Linked DNA regions of Homo sapiens: region 2 is linked to region 1. The links are chromatin loops, found by intact Hi-C in ENCODE. Cell type or tissue: mammary epithelial cell. All regions are shown on one strand. Links, peaks and the distances in the headings refer to the core of each region. The heading gives the core; the rest is flanking DNA.

Region 1 (5,383 bases), core at 130-5,129:
TATACTTCAATCCTTCCAAAAAACAAATGACCATGTGATCTCTCTTCCCCAAGTCCTCACTGCCCCTTTGATAGTTCCATCCTGGATCTTGATCAGGGACTGCTGCACCCACTGCCTGGTAGATATTATGGTTAGGGTTATGGGCCAATACCTCATTTGCATGGGTCTGAGCCATTCCCAGAATGTATTGCTTCCCTTCCACTGTACAACAAACAGACAACAAAACATACAGATCCTACCAGGTCAAGTTATAAGTCAGAGTTAATTTCTGAAACTCATCTATGAATTTCCCTGGATCTTCAGAGAAATGACCAACTTTCTCTACACAAAGTCAAATCAGACATAGAAAAGGGGACATGTGCCCTTACAGTGCCTTCTTCCCCATTTGCCACTGCTCTAAGCAGACAAAAATTTCCCTTTGGAAGTTGATAAGAGGCTCCACTACAAGTAGTACTAGCAGGGCTAGGGTCCTCAGGGAGTAGCAGGTATAGACTAGGATTAGACAGGTAGGGAGGAGGGGACAAAGGAGTCTCAACAGGACTTCCAGAGAGGCTAGAAGAAGAGGCCAATAGACCTGAAGCATCAGAGCTGACATGTTCCACACAAAAGTACCTGTTGAACTGGTTGGCGGGGGCGGGGAGGGGGGTGGTCTTGCATCAAGTGATCATCTAGTATGTCTAATTCTTTTTCTTCCTTTCCTTTCATTAAACATGCACATACCTATTGCAGAGTTTTATTTTGACTGGGCAATAAAAATGCTTGAACGTATTGGTTTTATCCCATTTGCCCTCACACTTACAAAACAAATCAAGTGGAAGTATAGTATTAAAGGCCATAGTTCTGGTAGTTGACCATTTTTCTTATTTTTCCAAGTATAGTAATTTGAGGCCAGACAGTATTATATGAAACCACCAACTTTCTTTTCTTAAGTCCATTTGGTTTAAACTTGTCCCAATGTTCAAGAATACATCCTAGTGGTGAGTCCTCTGGGATCCATGCTGTATTCCCCATAAAGGAGGCAGATGACGTTGAAAGAAAACTTCCAAACCCGTGAGACTGTATTGCCATTGGCCAAGTTCCATCAAAAAGGAGACAGTTCTTAAGGCACGCTGCATTATGACGGAAAACCTGCTGAAAATTGAATTCCCTTATTTATATTGGCCAGATAATATAAACAGGCTGAGCCATGGGCCCTAGATAAACCATGATATGGAAGCTGACAAAAGAAATGTCAAATAAGGCAAAGGAAATGAGAAGGATTTAGGTGCGGATGACCAGAGAGAGCAGGTTCCGGGCAATAGTGGCAGCATGAGTTGGACAAACAAAGCCAATTTGCCTGAATCCAAGAAATGAAAGAAGCTTTGTTAGTGTACAAATGAAACAAAACAGCAAGGAAAATCCCCTGATTTCCATCCTGGTACTCAAAATCCCAAGACCAGTTAAATGAGGTCTCCTGAAAGTGGCCATGAAACAAAGGCAGCAACCAGGGAATTGATTCAGGAAGCAAAGAGGACAAGGTGAATTAATCCAAAGTTAATAGTGATAAACATCCTGTAGAGTCAGATCTATTTTTAACCAAGAGGGGGCTTACCAAGGGGCATCTCTAATGCCCTATGTCTTAGGAGGGACTCTAACCCCCCTAAGTTGGGCCTTTAACCCAAGTTTGGACAACTATCCTTGCTCTTTACCAAGAGGAGTCTTTAAGCCCCTATGTTTTAGGTGGAGCTCCAACCCTTCCAGGTTGGGTCTCTAACCCAATTTCATTCTTTACCTGGTATAGAATATACCCCCACCACTTACCCAAAGTTGGCCAATTGGTGTTGCAGTTTATTTCCTTTGGGTCAGGGGTCTCTTCATTAGTCCCTTTGTGGTTCACCAGGAGGAAGTTACCAGAAAGTTGTCCCCATCAAGACCCCAAGAGAGGGTTCTTGGATCTTGTGCAGGAAAGAATTCAGACCAAGTCCACAGAGGAAAGTGAATACGTGTTTATTTTAAAAACTAAGGGAATGTAAGAATAGCTACTCCATAGACAGAGCAGGGTGTTCCTGAAAGTAAGCACAGGAATGCACCCACCTTAGGTATAATACTTGTTTGTATATAAAGACAAATCATGGGAGAGATGTGCTCTGCCACAAGGATTTGGGATAAAGTATTGCTAATCTTTGTGTAACTACTATCTTTCACAAGAGTCTATATTATTATCTTTAAAGCAAAACTTGTTCTTAAACTAGGAATGCTTTTGTTCTCAAGATATCAGGACATCAGGACATTGCCTGGATCTGTTTCTGTTCCCTTAACTGTAAATACCTTGTGACTAAGATACCTAGCCTCCTGGGAATGTGGCCCAGCAAGTCTCAAACTCATTTTCCCACCCCTATTCAAGATGGAGTTGCTCTGCTTCAAACGCCTCTGACAAGCTGAGTGATTAAGGCAGAAAGGAAATTATTGAAGGATATTGTGTTACTCATGGAAGTTCCAGGAGTGTCAGAATCATCTTAAATGCCACCCACCCAAGAAAAACGTTCAAAATTCCCTCATATAACTGATTCTGTGAAGGCACAACTGTTGCTTTTACCAGGCACAGACTCAACTGCTTGTCCCACTGGCAACACTGATGCTGGACATTGGCCCCTGCTGGCTGCTGGAACCATTACCATGAGCCCTGGAAACTGGATCTAGCCACCACAGACACCATTAACTTCACCAAGATAGCTTCCTGGTGGCCCTGGCTCTTTGGATTCCTACCTTCTAAGTTACAATCTGCCTTGGATGGAACTCATGAATCATCATGTATCTTGAGTCATATGCCTATAATCTATCTAGAAGGAAGGTTAGAATGGTATGTAAGTTCTACTGAGTGAAGAGGACTCTGCTCTCTGCCAAAAAGGAGAATGTCTCAAGATAAAAGGAGAAGAGTTGAGTAGTCAGCCAAAAAGAATGACAAATGTCCAGTTTCCCAAAATATTTTTTATCCTCCCCAACTTCCTTACTTCATATTCAGTTAGACTTTGCTCTCTCAACCTCCTACAACACATACATTCCACCTCCTCTGTCTAGTACAAATGTTAAGGCAAAATGAATTTTCAGAAACTAATCTACAAATAGCTGAGACTCTCCAGCAAACATTATAATAACATGTTATTTAATGAGCCAAGCTGCCTCAAACCTGTGGAGCTACCACTGCTGGCAATGGCTCAGGTTTGAAAGTTACAATCAAAACTTCACGTGTTTTTTTGGTTTTGTATGCCCACTTCACCACCCTTGCCCCAAGTAACCCTTCTAGGCATTAATATACATGTTTACATTTTTAAAGATAATTTTATTAGTTTTCTCACACTTAAATTAAAAATATGCCTCCTATCCTAACCTCCCCCCACCCCTACACACAGCTGGCTAGGTCAGTGTTGTGAAATTAGGCAACACTTTCTTCAAGAAATTCTTGGGATTCCTTGAGCATGTTTTAGGGAGCATCTTAACTGCCCAGAAATATTAAAGGACTCTAAAGTGGCTACCCAATAACAGCCCTGCTATGCCTAATGGCCAAGAACAAAACAAACATATAAGTGAGCTTAGTGGTAGAATAGGTCTGGGATTTGGAGGAGTGAATGTTCCAGGGGAGTGTGATGTGGAGTCTGACATCACCCAACCAAACTCCTCTTAGCTGAGCTGTCCACTCTGGGAAGGCATGGGCTGTAGGGCAAAGGAGAGACTGTGTCACTGAAGTTCAACAGCTGTGCTCTGCAAAACACTCCAGAAAGAGCTGATTAGCAGAGAAAGGCATTCCCCCATGGACGCAGAGGGAGAAGCATCCTAAAGCCATCAGGCCAGCTGGAAGAATACACAGCATCCCTGGCTGACCAATGGCTGTGGAAGTCAGAGCTGCTGGCAGAGGCTCTGCTGACAACTGTGAGAAACTGCTGGCCCCCCACAGATCCCAACCTAGCATAACCCCAGGAAACCAAGGGAACATTTGAGATGCACAAACATCTGTGAGAGCAGCCCCAGAAATATTTAGGAAGAGAAACTCCTGGAAGCAAAGGGATCTCTGCCTGTCAAGGATGTTTAGGCTCTGAGCATTGATATTTGGAGTATTACTGTAAATCTGATTTGACTTCATAGCCAAAGATAAGTAAGATCTGGGTCTTTCAGTTACAAGTGTTGAGGTTCCTTGTTTAAATTTTGATACACTCTTTGAGCACCCAGCAGCTCAGGAGTATCACCTTACCCATGCACCCCAGTTTATAATTCCTTTGTAGGAAGTATGCTATTTTGTAATACATATTTGGTCTTCATCCTATTTCCTGACATTCATCTCCTAAAACCCTTGGAAATCTCTGGTGTGATGAGTGTCTTTTGTATGCTGAGATGCCTGGTAGATGGGGGCACCTTGAGAGCTTCAGGATGGGGGTTAGTCACCCGAAAGACCATGGCCTAATTAGAAAGTTGGGTCCCCCTAATCTCTGGGAAGAGGAGGGAACACTGAAGGTTGAATTGGTGACCAATGGCCAATGATCTAATCAATCATGCCTACTTAATGAAACCTACATAAAAATCCAAAAGGACTGGTTTCAGAAATCTTCAGGATAGCTGAACACATGAAGCTTCTTGGAGGGTGGCACACCAAGAGACGGCCTGGGAGCAATGTTCAGTGCCCCTTCTTCTAAACTTTGCCCTGTGCATCTCTCTACTAGCTGTTTTTCTGTATCCCTTGTAATACTCTTTATAATAAATGGGTAACATAAGTAAAGTGTTTCCTTGAGTTCTGTGAGCCACTCTACCAACTCAAAGAGGGGATTATGGGAATCCCCATTGATAGCCAGGTGATTAGAAGCACAGACCATGCTAGTATCTCAAGGGTGGGGGCAGTCTTGTGGGACTGAGCCCTCAACCTGTGAGATCTGACGCTATCTCCAGGTAGATAATCAGAATTTAGTTAAACTGTAGGACACCCACCTGGGTTCTACTGGACAATCTACTACAGAATTGCTTCGTTGTATGTGCGGAGAAATCCCCACACATTTTGATAAACAGAGGTGCTGTGTTGTATTAAATGTGAGAGTGGACAGTAGGAAAAACAGTTTGTTTGTTTGTTTGTTTGCTATCCTTTGAAGAGGGAGCTTTATAACAAACTCCAAAAACAAGCTTCAGATGGAGCCTCCAATTCACCCTCTATTTGCATATGAGGCACAGCTACACAATTTGAAAGCAGTCCTGTAGGTTGAGAGTTCACAACCCATACCACTTTGGAAAAACTGAGGTAACACTTAGATCAGATGGGGGACAACGTCAAGGCAAAACCATTAATACACTTCATAGGAGACCCCACCCCACTTTAGTCCTCCTGTGTATGGCTGATTTGGATAGAAGACCCTCCAGAAGAAGA
Region 2 (5,383 bases), core at 172-5,171, 72 kb after region 1:
GATTGAAAGAGGTCATATGGACTACTAAATCCTCTCTCCAGGTATGGCAGTCCCCTCCACAGCACCCCTCCAGGTGGTCATCCAGTCTCTGTGTGAATTGCTTCAGTGATGGAGAAACTCATCATTGATCAAGGCAACTAGTGAGTTAGCTAGTTAGTTTTAAAGGCAGGAGCTAGAGTATATGGTGGCCTTTTACTAGGTTGGAGTTTCTGACTTCAGTCTCCCAGTCTCTCCCCACTCTAATAAATCCTGCAAAAGTCCACCAGATTAACTGTCTTTCAGATTGGTCAGCCCACTGTTCAAAATCTGCAGTGGCCACAATTACCTACATACAAACTCTATTTCTAAAAGACAAAAATAGCCCATACCAAAATGTTACATTTTGGTTACCAGAATTATGGATATTTTGTTTTTCTCCATTGTTTTGAGTCTTTCCCTAGTTTTCTGCATTGACAAGAAAGAGGTGGGTGGAGGGGAGAGAGATAGAGAGAGAGAGAGAAAGAATCATCAAATAATTAACATTACTTACCAAAAAAGTCCTACCATGTTTATCCCTTCTCCACACCTTTGTTCAGACTGTGGACAACTAGAAACCATTCTGTCTTTCCCTATCTTCAAATGCTTCTGCACCTCCCACATTCTGGTCAACCCACCTCCATCAGGAAGGTTTCCATGAGTGCTCCAGCCCTCACTGCCCTCAAATCCAAATTACAAAATTTAGCACTTCATTATAAGTAGTTTCTACTACTGCTAATCATTTCAATGGTCAGTTCCGCATTAGAGTGTAAATTCCTCGGGAGCTTCTATATGCTATCATATCATATCATAGTGCCTACCCAGCACAGTGCCGAGGTTATGGCAGGTTCTTCATAAAAATTTTTCAGTGGATGGATGGATGGATGGATGGATGGATGGATGGATGGATGGATGGAAGAAATTCTATTGCTGTATTTATTAGTTCAGTTGGTTAGGGCACAGTTCTAATGCAGTTTCATAGGTCATCTGATACTATGCTTCTCAAACTGTGGTGCATACATCCGCAAAGGTGTATGAAAATGTGTGTCAAGTGTATGTGAAGCCACAAGATATTAAATAATGTCTTCCTAAAGCAACAATTTCCTATCTTTTAGAGATACTTCAGTGCAGAAATTTGAAGCACTTTTATAGCCATTTTATAGCTTTCCCAAGTGCAAGAATTCCCTCCAAGGCTGATATCCATATTCTGCATGAGTTCATCAGTCTGGGCTTTGATTCCAGTTACTTCCTGATGACCACTTCAGTATGCTACCAAGAGATATTCCTGGAATGTGTCTCTCCAGATACATTCTTGCATTCTGCAAGTAGAGATTTTTGGACTACAAGCCAGACCCCCTGGTTTTAGTCCAGTCATGCAACTACCATGGGCAGCAGCCTCTTCAGTCCCCAGCTCCTCATTGAGCTTGCTCCCTTAACAAAGGTTGGATCAAAGTAAATAATCTACATGAAACATCACTGAAAACTTACAAAGCTCCAGGTTTTATTATTGTCATCATAATAATATGTCATTATTATTGTTATCATCCCAGAATCAGTAATTTAATTCTGCCCCACGGATATCCCACACCTGTCCAGCTGATTAAGGTGAGTAGCAATCGGGCTCTGAATTCAGAAAATTCTGGGTTGAAACTTTAGTTTCACTAGACCAGAGTCTCATTCATTTTTGCAAATCTAATATTTTGCATGACGCTGGGAACATATCTGTGCTGAATAAAAGTATTTCTCACTACTATTTATTGAAATCTCTGTCTGCCACTTACTGATCTTTAACAAATTTTTAAATTTTCCAAATCTTAGTTTCCACACCTATTAGATTGGTATTATAACAGTACCTCACAGTGTTGTTAGAAATTTAAAGGCAATATGTATAAGCAGTTTAGCACAGTGCCTGGCACAGAGAAAGTCAATAGTAATTAAAACACAGTGAGTGAGTGTACTTTTGCAACTTGATAAATGAAGGCTATCCCATTGTTCTGTGATGTTTTTGTCAGCCCTTCCTTTTACCTGTTATGAATGAGCCAGCCTTGGGAGAGGAAGTTTGTTTGTGGCAACATTGATGTTCTGAGTCACTGAACTAGTTAAGGAAGTAAATTTCAAAGCCATATTACTTTGTGGGCCCTCAGGGCAAGAGGAATGAACAATTTCAGCCTTGACAGAAACATCTGCCAGAATGAATGCACTGGGCAGGGCAAGCTGGGGTTTCCCAGGAATCTCTCTGACAAAGTGACAAGAAGTGTTCTACCCAGACCATGTAAATGCTACTTCATGAAACCCACACGATGGGCTCGCTCAATAAATTGATATGTAAACCCATCCCCAAGGGAAGAACAGATGACAAGGGAAACCACAAAGAGAGGCAAAATGAGAACTCTGTGGGGCTCTCTCCCCACACCGAGACCCCTGCCACAAAATGGAATTCAGAGGCCTGTTTTTTACATCTGAACAAAGCCAATGCTGAATCCCAGCAAAGGGTCTGAAGAATAGCCCTGGCCAGTTTATGACTGCCAGTGATAGTGCTGTAAAAATAGCTTTCAAGACACAACTCAGGGTGGGGGGCTGTGAGCCAGAAACAGAAAATGGAAACTGAGCCCTTTTGTGCCCCAGAAGTATAAACAAAGGGCTTTCTAAGCCACCAGCCCACCTTGACCTCCATACTGGAAGAGGTGGGGCATGATGTACTATCTCTAGAACTTACAGGAGTACTCAAGAAAGCACAAAGTGGGCTGGGCGCGGTGGCTCAAGCCTGTAATCCCAGCACTTTGGGAGGCCGAGGCGGGCGGATCACGAGGTCAGGAGATCGAGACCATCCTGGCTAGTACGCTGAAATCCAGTCTCTATTAAATATACAAAAAAGTTAGCTAGGTGTGGTGGCGGGCACCTGTAGTCCCAGCTGTTCAGGAGGCTGAGGCATGAGAATGGCATGAACCCGGGAGGCGGAGCTTGCAGTGAGCCGAGATCGCACCACTGCACTCCAGCCTGGGCGACAGAGCAAGACTCCATCTAAAAAAAAAAAAAAGGCACAAAGTGCATGGAGCAGAGGGGCATGTGTGTGGTGGGAGACAGGTAGATTATTAGAGGAGACATCCAAGAGCTTCCTAAACCTCCTCCAGGGCCAAGATTTGGAGCTATAGCTGTAAAAGCAACATTTTGCCAGGCATCCTGGATGTAGCAATGAAGACATTTTGGATGCCGCATTAAAAAAAAAGCTCCCAAGGAAAGTATATTGTTAACTCCTGTTTTTTGTTTTTTGTTTTTTTAAAAAGCTTTCATAATTAGAGTAACTTATGTCAGAATTAGATAATTTAGGAGGAAGACCTGAACAGAAATCTAATTGCAAGAGCTAAATATGGTAACCAGTATGGAAGCAGACACTCAAATCTGTTCAGAAGTCGAAAGTCAAAATAAAGAAGCAATGCATTTTAAATGGGCTGTAAGTCTCAGGTAAAAAGAACATGGTTTTGCTGCCTTCATAAAGCAAAGGCCACAGAGGCTGAAGAATTAGGGAGGTAGTGTTGGTGCTGCCAGTCAGCTCCAATCCAAGCCCTATGGAGGCCAGGACTCTTTGACCACAAAGACCCCCAGGTACACACTGTGTAAGGCCTCATTGGGCCACCCTGAACTCCCCACCACATGGAGTATATCTCTGCTTCCTGCAGCTCTCTTTATGCCTCTGCCATTCACTCTTCTGGAATCCATTTATGTTGCCAGTTTGTACCACCTCTGGGAGATAATTCATTCCATAAATTTATTACCTGCTGCATGAAGTAGTATTTCCGCTGACTTGTCCTGAACTTGCCCCACTCGTGGTTCCAAAGCACTGCTATATTTCAGGATCTGATGAACAAGTCTGTGCTCATCATATCCACACCATTTATAGTCTGATCATTTCCTCCTAACAGCCTTCTCCTTGTCAGCAGCCCTGTGACTTCTACTCAGTTCCTCAGAACATCCATGTTGCTATTTGGGGACTTTCCCTATCCCCGTTTTAACCTTCTAGACCCTCTCACAGTGTTGCAGGCAAGAATACACCACAGTTATTGGTAAGAGTAAAATGATGTTCTCAATTTAAAATTTCCCACACCTGAAAAATGTGTCCAATTTTGTGCAGCACTGTCCTGGATGCAACCACATTATAAAAGACACAGCTTCTAGACTCTGGGTTTGCAAACTCATGGGAAACTGTCTCCAGGCAGCACGGGTGGATCAGTACTGGCCAATACTGCAAGTTAACCTGTCTGAAATAGGGCATTGCCAAGAAAGAAATCCAAGTGTAGTCAGTCTTAGCTTCAAAGCAGACTAAGTTCAATACTTAGCACTCCACTGATTTTTACAGTATCTGAGAGGGAGGCAACCCCTGTTTTCTGCAACATACTGATGTGAAACCAGAGATCAGCAGGTGCTAAAGCTAGTGAGGAGTGGTCAAAAAGGGGTTCCAATTTCCAGTCTCAGTGCACAAATCTGCTTTATTTTGGCTTCTTTTTTTAAAAAAAAAAAAAGTTAATATTTTGTTCTACTCCATTTAGTGCCCACTAAGCTCTTGACCAACTTCAAATATCCTTACTGAAAACAAGAAAAATAATAAGGATTAAGCAAAACGTAGTAGCCCTGTTGCTGCCTGGGGCTGTTCATGAGTTCATAGGAGTTAGGATTTTACTGCCAAGGAATAAAATAGTAGGTGGGTGTTCCAACCTGCTTTTTCATAAGGAACACATCATTCATCCAGGGTGAAAACATCCTTGCCAGATGCCCACTTCTTTTCTTCTGCATAATTGCATCTTCTAGTAGTGTCAATACAGCAACAGACTTTGCAGCCTTGGCAGTCTAGTGTGAGTAAATCCACCATCCAGCCCACCTATAAGTCCCTGATTTCTCTGCCACAGAATTTTCTGGTTTTCAGCATTAGACTTTTCTCCTTATGAATTGAGATAGCTAGAGATACCATCTTATGGATGGCCCTGGTTTCCTTTCTACGATCAGACAACCATGTCCATGAAGCCCTGAGCTCAATTCGATTGCCCCTGTTTTTCTCATTTAGTTTCTTCCTCTTTTCTCTTAAAAGCAACCCTACATACCCATCACCCTGGCCAGAACCAATCTGTAATGTTGCTCCAGACTTTCAGGAAAGTATTTTCTATGGCCTCCCCGCAATAGGCGTCATTCAAGACCTGTACATGATCCCTGCTCAAGTGTGGAATTCCTTCACAGAAGGCAAGTTCCTCCTCTACTAGATGATATGGTGGTAAAAGGATGCACTGGGTCAGGGGGAGCGGCGGTTGGAAACACTTGGATTCAAACCTGGCTCTACCATTTATTAGCTATGTGACCTTGAGGAACTTCCTTAGCTTCC

What was found. A loop is a pair of places that touch in the nucleus more often than their neighbours do. Peaks named below come from ENCODE experiments on the same cell type or tissue, not always from the same donor. Only the 100,000 strongest peaks of a DNase experiment are listed, where the experiment ranks them.
Region 2: a loop joins it to region 1, with 7 times the contacts of the local background. A loop is called at or near these places in 10 of 110 quality-filtered maps.

Annotation. Positions count from the first base shown.
Region 1 is chr1:175,266,285-175,271,667 of GRCh38, reverse strand. No RefSeq gene overlaps it. Among named protein-coding and RNA genes, the nearest start is that of KIAA0040, 76 kb to the right of the region's middle. RefSeq lists an enhancer at 1,531-2,730. In mammary epithelial cell, for the core only: no CTCF peak of the experiment used is centred there; DNase peaks (open chromatin) are centred at 2,347 and 2,787; H3K27ac peaks cover 1,771 bases.
Region 2 is chr1:175,194,477-175,199,859 of GRCh38, reverse strand. No RefSeq gene overlaps it. Among named protein-coding and RNA genes, the nearest start is that of KIAA0040, 4.4 kb to the right of the region's middle. In mammary epithelial cell, for the core only: no CTCF peak of the experiment used is centred there; DNase peaks (open chromatin) are centred at 2,129 and 3,839; H3K27ac peaks cover 3,998 bases.